2 separate regions of the Homo sapiens genome follow, and region 2 is linked to region 1. The links are chromatin contacts, found by Hi-C or POLR2A ChIA-PET in ENCODE. All regions are on one chromosome and are shown on one strand. Each heading gives the region's core, a stretch centred on a gene start or an enhancer-like site at or near the end of the contact. The rest is flanking DNA. Distances are from core to core; before and after follow the strand shown. Region 1 holds the start of TBC1D23 (TBC1 domain family member 23). Region 2 holds the start of TMEM45A (transmembrane protein 45A).

The links. Hi-C counts contacts between places; a loop is a spot of excess contacts on that map. ChIA-PET counts read pairs that join two places held with the same protein, here RNA polymerase II (POLR2A). Pooled maps may share reads with other maps.
Region 2: a loop to region 1 is called in a map of CD4-positive, alpha-beta memory T cell, with 15 times the contacts of the local background. The contact joins the promoter of TMEM45A here to the promoter of TBC1D23 in region 1. A Hi-C loop is called at or near these places in 2 of 168 maps with a recorded cell type or tissue (CD4-positive, alpha-beta memory T cell and mesothelial cell of epicardium), 2 of 37 single-sample maps with no recorded cell type and 16 of 50 pooled maps. POLR2A ChIA-PET finds 5 or more read pairs at or near these places in 4 of 52 experiments (AG04450, HEK293T and WTC11).

Annotation. Positions count from the first base shown.
Region 1 is chr3:100,258,663-100,263,672 of GRCh38, forward strand. It overlaps TBC1D23 (TBC1 domain family member 23), which reads left to right and starts at 2,330. Exons shown (of 19, transcript NM_001199198.3): 1 at 2,330-2,409. The coding sequence starts at 2,357. RefSeq lists enhancers at 1,734-2,402, 2,138-2,627, 2,403-3,071, 4,409-5,010.
Region 2 is chr3:100,488,854-100,493,869 of GRCh38, forward strand. It overlaps TMEM45A (transmembrane protein 45A), which reads left to right and starts at 3,766. Exons shown (of 6, transcript NM_018004.3): 1 at 3,766-4,075. RefSeq lists a silencer at 3,484-3,783.

The DNA of each region.
Region 1 (5,010 bases), core at 1,080-3,579:
CATAATGAAATCTTCTCTAGTTCTTGAAAAGCATTTTTGTTTTGTTTTAAGCAGAGGTCCATTATTAGAATTTAACAAATTCTACTTGAGGGAGTGAGGCCCTGTCTCAGAAAAATAAAAATAAAATAATAATAAAGAAAAATGGTTTGGCCAACATGGCAAAACCCCGTCTCTACTAAAAATACAAAAATCAGCCGGCCGTGGTGGCACACGCCTGTGGTCCTGGCTACTTGGGAGGCTGAGACGGGAGAATCACTTGAACTTAGGAAGCAGAGGTTGCAGTGAACTGAGATCATGCCACTGTACTCCAGCCTGGGTGAGAGTGAGATTCTGTCTCAAAAAAAAAAAAAAAAAAAAAAAATCCGCTAGAAGACACTATCGCTAAACAATTTTGGTTGAAATCTTGTCCCCAATGGGTTATACATCACTAAGATATTGACCCTATCTAGAACTGGCTCCCTAATTTGTGAGGCCTAGTGCAAAATTAAAACCAGTGGCTCCTTGTTCCCAAATTATTAAGAATTTCAAGATGGCAACACCAGAGCATGAAATCAAGCACAGAGTTCTTCTAAGCATGTGGTCTCATGCTATTGCATAGACTACATGCCCATGAAGCTGGCTCTGGCTCCATTAAAGAACATAGAAGTCAGAACTTTCCACTTTATTTTGACAGAATAAAGAACTGTTTAAAAATGTCAAGTGACATATTTTTAATGGGAAAATATTTTACCAGAGACTATAAAGCAGTTGCTGATTTAATTATACTCAAAATGAATCATAATTGAGGACTAGAATCTTCTTAACCAGTGAGCAACTGCTTCTCATGTCAATGACTGAATAGGTTTTAAAACCATTTTCTGAAAAGTTTCTGAAAATCTACTGGCAACAATTGAAGGGACCCAGGGGAGGTCCTGAATATTAGAATGGTAATGTGACCTAGATTCACGTCTTTTATTCTTTTTGATAGAGGGCATCTACAGTCTCATTCTATGTTAAAAGAAATGTTCCCTAACAGAGAACTGAACATTACAGAGATCCGGGCCTTGGAAGTGGGTGCAGTACCATGCAGATCTGTATTATTTCCCTTTAGGGAAGAGAGTGAACATGTTTTTGGTTGTAAATGAGATAGCTGTACTGTTTTGTATCTATTTAAAACAAATAGTTTTTGAAACTATGAAACATTTTAGATACCTAAGTATAGACTCTATAAAGAACACTGGCCACCTATGTGGCCACCTTGGGGCCCTTAATAAATATTTAAAAATTCATGGAAACTCCTCCCTTTCCCTGAATGTAACTGCCATTCCGAGTTTTCTATATATCATTCTCCTGCATTTTAAACTCATATGGATCTATTTTAAATATATTGTCTTTTAAACACCAACTATAAATGATACCATACTTTACCTATCCGTCTGCAATCTGTTTTGCTCATTTAACAGCGTATTTTTCAGATGTATCCATATTGTTACATGCAGTTCTACTTCATCACTGTTGTTTTCAGGGCTTGCAAAAGCGTTTCTTTAGGTCCATCCTCCTGAGCGTGTGCTCACCCCAAGGCCCCGGCGGTGGCCAAGTGTCCGCCCATGCGGTGTAAAGGGGAAGTGGAACGCGTAGAGAAGGATTTTGGCAGCTCTGCTTGCCTGGAATTCCAGTCCTAGAATTCTAAATTCGGACTTGATCTTCCAGACTGTTAGGAAGATATATTTAAGGTAGGAGGCTAGAACGTATCTCCTTTAGTATATAGCTTCATTTACAACTTTTAAATATTCAGTCAAAAAGTATGTGGGCCTTCATTTACACTTTTGACGGGGCCTCACAAATAGGGGTGGTCTGCCCCTTTCCTTACGTCCCACTCTTTCTTCAAATTAAATTGCTACAGCAGGAAATTACTGAACTGTGGCTCTTCTCCTACGTCCGCCTTCCCTATGTCAATTCCCATTTCCCTTGCTTTCTCCAATAGTTAGGACTGTAAATTCTAACTTTGTTAATTTCGACGCCAAGCTGGAATGAAGACGCTAAGTGGACGCTAAAAAGACACGCTGTTTGTCACACAAGGCCTCCAACTGGGACGGCGTCCACCGCGCCCCGCCCCGCCCGCGGCACCGTGGCATCTTGGGACATGTAGTCTTTGGAGGGGCAGCTGCCTCCACCAAGTCTCCTCCCCCAAGACGCTGCCTTTCGGCCTCGGGACGCCGTGACGTTGCGTTCCTCCAGTCCCTTGCCACCTCCCTCTTTCTTCCCCTCTGGGGAAGCTCAGTGCTGGACTTCCGAAGACCTTTTACGACATTGAGTCTCGGAGTTGGTCTCAGCGCCGGATCCACTTTTCGGCAAAGTGACGTGGACGTCAACAGCAATGGCGGAAGGAGAAGATGTGCCGCCGCTGCCAACGTCGAGCGGCGACGGCTGGTGAGTGAAAGCCGGGGCTAATTTCCAATGCCCCTTTATTCTTCCTTCTCACCATCTTGCCGGTCCCCGAGGAGCCGTCTGGCGTCGGCATGGAACGGAGAGGCCGGTCCTAGGCGAAGTCCGGTGCCCTGCCCTACCCCTCTGCCAGCTGGGTGCCCCCTGCCTGCCTGGTTCTGCCCAAGGGACTGGGGCGGGACTCCCAAGGAGAGGGGTGTCATCCAGGTGCTGGGCCTCAGAACGGTCCTCCTGTGTCGTCTGTCAGTCTCCAAAGTGTGCTGGAGTGGGTGGCTTCAGGGCTGGGTTTGGCCGGAGTCCTGGCTGTGGGAGTTGGAGTAGGCTGAAGAAGGAAGTTTGTTGGATGCAGATCTGAGTCACTAAAATACAATGTGAAGAAAAGACGTTTTGAAATGACCACTGCGACCTTCGCCTGAGGGTTCAGAGGTTGACCCGAGGAGAATCCCTCCCACTTAGTTGGTATACTTTTTTTTATTCTGGCTGTTATCTCGTTTTGCATTCCAACAGTTTTCATCGTTCGTCTCCTTCACGCAAGTCATCTTTTCCCCTACTACCACATTTCTCACAGCTCGATTTCTGAGCTTTGGATGCAGTGTGGGACTTTGCTCTTACTGCACCCAAGCTGTTGCATGCTTACCTGATTTATACTCGGGATTGTGGGGGAAGACCGCCAATAATTTTTTGGTAAACTGCTCACCCAGTGTTAATCTTTGGGAAAGGCTTCTACTTTTGAAATAGTTGATCTCACGATACACTGTTAGGTTGTACAACATCATTTTTTAAAAAGGGACCTTTAGAGGCTTGTCTAAATTTTACAGTTGATCTAAGTGTATTGACCACATGTATTAGTTTTGGATTTGCTTGTTCGTTATATTGTATGTGTACAGCTCATGGGCACTTTAAAAATAATACAGGACATTGATAGACATCGACTTTAATCCCAGAGGAAAAAAATGGAAATCGTTGAAAGGGATAGATAATTAGTAATTAAGAAATTCAGCTCTCCATTAGCAGACATCAAACATTACCGTAGCGCTGGGCTCTCCAAGGTGTCAGAGGAAAACTTCATGGTGATCTAGATATAGTTTTTTTTTCTTCAACTTGCTTATGTTGGAGTTGGGAAGGTGTAACAAGGTAAAATTAATCTTATTCTTTGTGAGTGTGATTCAAAGTGTTACGAGAGGTTGGCGGTGGGGGCTGGGGCAGTTGGAGTCACTGGGGGAAAGCTTCATGAAAGCAGCAGTGTTTCAACTAGGCTTTGAAGAATAAGTAGGATTTAAGCCCCAGGGCTGTCTAATAGAAGCCACATATTGTAATTTAAAATTATGTAGTAGCAGCATTTAAAACTGAAAAGAAGGCTGGGCGCGGTGGCTCACGCCTGTAATCCCAGCACTTTGGGAGGCCGAGGCGGGCGGATCACTTGAAGTCAGGAGTTCCAGACCAGCCTGACCAACATGGTGAAACCCCGTCTCTACTAAGAATATAAAAATTAGCCGGGCGTGGTGGCGCGTGCCTGTAATCTCAGCTGCTTGGGAGGCTGAGGCAGGAGAATCGCTTGAACCCGGGAGGCAGAGGTTGCAGTGAGCCGAGATCGAGCCACTACTGTCCAGCCCGGCGGCAGTGTGAGGCTCGGTCTCAAAAAAAAAAAAAAAAAAAAAACACTAAAAAGAAACAGGTGAAATCAGTTTTAATAATCTATTTAACATATTTCAACATGTAATCATTGTTTAAAAAATTAGATAATTGTACATCTTTTTTGTGCCAAGTCTTCAAAATCCAATGTGCATTTTACAGCTACCTTATATTTCAATTTGGTCTAGCCACATTTCAGATATTAAATATCCACACATGGCTTGGAGCTAACATATTAGTGCAGAATCAGATTAAGAGATGGGAAAGGCCTCTGAATGGAGTAACTTTCATGCGCGTCCGTGTGAAGAGACCACCAAACAGACTTTGTGTGAGCAATAAAGCTTTTAATCACCTGGGTGCAGGCGGGCTGAGTCCGAAAAGAGAGTCAGCGAAGGGAGATAAGGGCGGGGCCGTTTTATAGGATTTGGGTAGATAAAGGAAAATTACAGTCGAAGGGGAGTTGTTCTCTGGCGGGCAGAGTGGGTGTCCCAAGGTGCTCAGTGGGGGAGCTTTTTGAGCCAGGATGAGCCAGGAAAAGGACTTTCACAAGGTAATGTCATCAGTTAAGGCAAGGACCGGCCATTTACACTTCTTTTCTGGTAGAATGTCATCAGTTAAGGCGGGGCAGGGCATATTCACTTCTTTTGTGATTCTTCAGTTACTTCAGGCCATCTGGGCGTATACGTGCAAGTCACAGGGGATGCGATGGCTTGGCTTGGGCTCAGAGGCCTGACAGTAACAGCATAAGCAAGGGCATAGACAAGACAACTAATTTGTTTTGAGAGTAAGAATGAGAACTACCTGGTTGGAGAGAAGTTGCAGAAAAATACGTCTTTTTGCTTCTGGTATCCTGCAAGAATGGCAAGAGAAAAAAGAAAAATAGATCTGGAAAAATAGTAAAAAAGTTTTTAACTAATTAAATGCACCTTTTAAGAATCAGTGACAGACATTACA
Region 2 (5,016 bases), core at 2,516-5,015, 230 kb after region 1:
CAACTCAACTCTTAAGTGTTCATTACCTTTATGATCTAGGACAAGGTCTGTCCAACAAGAGATTGCAGGTGGCTGAACCAGAATTAAGTTTGAATCCCCTAGCCTTTTGTCCAGCCTAACTCTGAAGGTCACACCAACCCAGCTGGCCTAGTGTTACCATTAAGAGAAAGAATGAAACATCATGCCCAAGAATGGTCAGGTCAGGATCCCAAATTTTCCTAACTCTCTGCTTCTTTCATCTGGAACATGACCCAGGAAGCAGCTGAGCAAGATGATCCCTTTCTGGAGAGAGTTACATCCAGTGACCAAACTAAATTGTGGTGGTCAGGAGGAGGTGAGGGAGATAGAGTCAGAAGTATTTTTTTAAACTTTTTCTTTCGAGCTAATTGTAGATGCACATGCAAGTTGTAAGAAATAATACAGAGAAAGCCTGTGTACTCATCACCCAGTTTCCCCCAATGGTAACATTCTGCAGAATTACATTATCTCAATATCTCAACAATATCCCATGGATACAGTCAAGCTATTAATAAAAATTTCCATCACCACAAAGATCCCTCATGTTGTTCTTTCATAGCCAAGCCTACTTGCCTCCTACTCCACCATCTCCTTAATACCTGGCAACCACTTATCTGCTCTTTATTTGTATAATTTTGTAACTTGAAGGATGTTGCACAAATAGAATTACAAAGTATGTATGGAAAGCATCCAGTCTTTCACATTCAGTATAAGGTCAGCTGTAGGTACTTTGGTAGGTGTTCTTTATCAAGTGTGGAAATTCCCTTCTATTCTTCTTTTTCTGAGCGTTTTTATGGTGCTGAATTTTGTCAAGTGCTTGTTCTACATTGATTGATATATTCATGCGATTTTTCTTTTCTTTAGCTTGTTCATATCAGGAATTGCATTGATCGACATTTGTTTTTTTTTTTTTTTTTGAGACAGAGTTTCACTCTGTTGCCCCATCTAGAGTGCAGTGGCAACTGCAGTCTCAACCCCCCAGGCTCAGGTGATCCTCCCACCTCAGTCCCACCTGTACCTGAGACTACAGGTGTGTGACACCATGCTGGGCTAATTTTCATATTTTGTGTAGAGATGGGGTTGTGTCCTGTTGCCCAGGCTGGTCTCAAACTTCTGGGCTCAAAGGATTCGCTGGACTTGGTCTCCCAAAGTGCTGGGATTACAGGCATGAGGCACCACGCCTGGGTTGATTGACTTTAGAATTTTGATTTTGCATCCCTGAAAAAAACTCCACTATGTTGTGGTGTATAATTATTTTTATATATTGCTGAATTCTGTTTGGTAATACGTTGTTAAAGATTTCTGCATCTTCACCTTGTTACAGCCTGGAAAAGGCGGGAGTCTAGGATTTCTACTCAGCCTCTGTTCATGTAGGAGTGAGTGGGGCCAGGGTTTTTCCTGTGGTGTTTGGCTGAAGTAGAGCCATTACTGCCTAAAAGTTTTTCTGTCTTTCTAGGCTTCCCATTTCCTGGTCCTTGACTAGAGAGAGCAGGGTTCGTTGAGACTTTTTTGTCTGTGCCTGTTGTCATTTTTGGGTTGCTGGCTTCTTCAGCTCCAAGTTTGGGGCAAAGAAACAACAGAAAGCAAGCCCAGGGAACTCAGCATCATGTCATTCCTTGGGTTCTGAGATTTCTAGCTCATCTGTCTTCTTCTCTCAACCTCTTGGAGTTTCCAATGTTGGAAAATATATGAAGTCCAGGATTTTTTGTTGTGCTTAGCAGGAGAAATGGAATACTGATGTCCACTCCATCTTCCTGAGAGCAGAAGGATTCTTTTTTTTTTTTTTTTTTTTTTTTTTTAGTGATTTTTGGTCAATATCAGATGCCTGTTGATGGTAATGAGTGTGGAGGGTTAATCAATACCTTGACTATCAGCCCACTGTTGAGCGGCTTCTGTGATAAAAAGTGCAGCATTGTGAGATTACAAATGATTCAGAAAGCTGAACACATGACACATTACTTTCAAGGGCTACATTCAAATGTTGCTCCTTTGTGGGTTTCCTTGACTGCCAGAAGGATTGGAGTGTTGTGGTTGCACTCATGTAGTGCCACTTTACTTGCTGAGCAGGCTCCTGCATTTGTGGGGGTCTTACAGAGTTATGATAACATTGCAGTCAGGTCCATTGAAATTGAGGTGTCTGACTATCCAATTGTGGCAGACAGACTTGTAGGTGGCCCCTGTGATCTCTATTCTCTGGCTTTTCAGAACCGTGGATGGCCATTGGGAGCCTAAGAGCAGTCTTTCGGAGCTAAGGGCAGCCTCTAGCTCACATCTAGAAAGAAACTGGGGAGTCAGTCCTAGAGCTGCAAAGAAATGAATTCTGTCAATGACCTGAGAAAGCTTGGAAATGATTCTTCTCCAGTAGAGCCTGCAGATGACAATGCAGCCCGGCTGACACCTTGATTGCACCCTTGTGAGAGCATAAGCAGAGGATCTAGTTTGGCCATGCCTGGACTTCCAACCTTCAGAAACTGTGCAGTGATATACATGTGTTGTACAAAGCACTAAGTTTGTGGGAATCTGTTGCGCAGCAATAGATGACAAATACACCAACAAACAAGACATTATCATTGTAGTGAAAGCTTTGGACACTCATAATAAATTCTGACCCCTGCAGGGATGGCAAATTGCAGATGAGTTTATGTATCTATGATGGAGTGCTGCAAACATATGTTTGGAGACATCTGTGGTAGGCTGGGATAGGTGCTGGGTCTTGGAGATTATTTTAATATCTATTTTATAAGGTAGTTGTAAGAATTAAATGTGATAATGCAGGTAAAAACTGTTTAATGCGGGGTCTGGTGCCTTCCCTGGCGTGCAGCCCAGTGAGTGTGGCTCTTGCCCACTTAATATTTCAATGAGGGAACGGTTCTGTCAATATGCACAAATTATAATGGCAATTGATTTGCAGATCTCTTCTTTCCTCCTCTCCTTCTAACTCACTAATCAAAAAACTGGTTAACCCTCCAACTGCTTTCCCAAGTTCAAAGCAACGTTTGGCGCAGTCCTTTCTCAATTCTCACACAACAAAGCAGTATTTCTCGGTTCCCTACAACGACCATCACTCAATACAAAAAACCAAGCAGGTCTGCCAAACCACTCTCATACCCAGTCCTGGTCATCTCCGCAGGAACAACTTCAATTCTGGTTAATAAGGACTTCAACGAAGGGTTCATTAAGGTTTTCCCTCCACCGAAAGAAAGAATACCGTCCCCAGGGAGCAGGCTCTTGGGCCCTATTATTTGCTCCCTGGAGAAAGTGAAGAGAGAGGAATCCCAAGGCGTGGCCTGAACGCCCTTTGGGGGCGTGGGCAGCCCGGAGCCCCAGCCTCTTCCACTCCAAGCACCAGGCGCGTCTTATTTTCAGCCCCCAAACGGCTACAAATCATCCGCCTTATTTTCAGCCTCCAAACGGCTACAAATCATCCTGTTTAAACAAAGCGGTCTGTCTAAAAGGAGGGGCATAACAGGGCCGGGGCAGGGGCAAGACCTGGGAGTAGGCAACCTCCCTCTCTGCCCCGAGCCGTCCCGGCCGCGCAGCCGCCGAGTGCCACATCAGCGACGGCGCTGCACTTCCACATTCCCTTAGGATGCAGCCAGCGGGCCTGAGAGAGGGGCGGGCCCGAGGCCCTCCGGAGTGGCGGGCCGCCCGGCCAATCGGCAGCAAGTGAAGAGCTGCGGCCACCAATGAGCTGGGGCTTGTGCCAGCCGCGGCCGCCGAGGCCCGTGCCCCGCGGGGGGAACAGATGAAGCACATCTGGACAGCTGTGCGGCCTCCTCGCGGGCCGACGTCAGCCGAGCACGTCCCCCACGTCCTCTCCTTCTCGCCACTTATTATTTATTCGTTTTCCCAAAGAAGCGACTAGGGACCCAAGTTTAAAAATTCCTCCCCCCACCCAATGCGAGACGTGGCCAGATCCCATCCAACACACGGTTTAATTTTCATGGGGCTCTGGGATCAAAAGAACAGAAACAGCAACAACAAAAGCCCAGCCGCTGTCTGATTTTAAGCTGGCAAAGTGGGAAAAATAAAGTGTTGAGTAAACAGACCAAGTTGGGTAAGTTTTGGATACGTGCTGGATATCATATTTCTCTTGCCGTGATCTCTATCCTGTGTCTTTTTACTGTTCTCACCAGCTTTCTCTTCATCAAGGGGAGAAAAGTAACACTTGCTGCGACAAACTGGACCCTTCGCTCCCTTCTCTTCCGTTTCACTAACATTTTAATTTAATTTTTTTGGTTTGCTATTCTTTTTTTTTTTTTTTTTTTTTTGGTGAGCTAGTTTTAAATATCCTGGGAGCAGCAATGTGACTGATATTCTGTTGTAAACCTCTAACTCCAAAATTGAATCTATTGATAAATTTATTTCTCTATTTTCTTTCTGTGAAAATACTGTGGGTATTTGTAAAGCCAAAATCGTTTTTTATCCCCAACTCTGGGACTGTTTTGATGGGAGATTGAGAAAATTATCTGATCTTTTCAGAATTAACACGTTTGCTTCTGTTAATAGGATGTCTAATATAAATTACGTAAAACCTGGGTTATGCAGGTAGTTGCTGGATTTTTCACTTAAATCTGGAGGTAGTTGCAAGCCAAATATATATCTTTTCGGTATTCTCCTATCCATAGTGGGAGACCTGAATTCCTTTATAATTGTTAAAAACAAACAAACATGTGACAGACCACTTGTGTGTTCATAAACTTATAATTGTATATATATACTATATAGTATATATGCACTATATAGTATGGTATATATACTATATACATGCTATGTATACACTATGCTATATGGTGTATATGCTCTATGTATGCTATATAGTATACTCTATATACGCTATATATTTTGTTGTTGTTGTAGTTTGTTTGTTTGTTTTTGAGACAGAGTCTCACTCTTGTCGCCAAGGCTGGAGTGCAATGGCACGATCTCGGCTTACTGGAACCTCTGCCTCCCGGGTTCAAGTGATTCTCCTGACTCAGCCTCCCAAGTAGCTGGGAT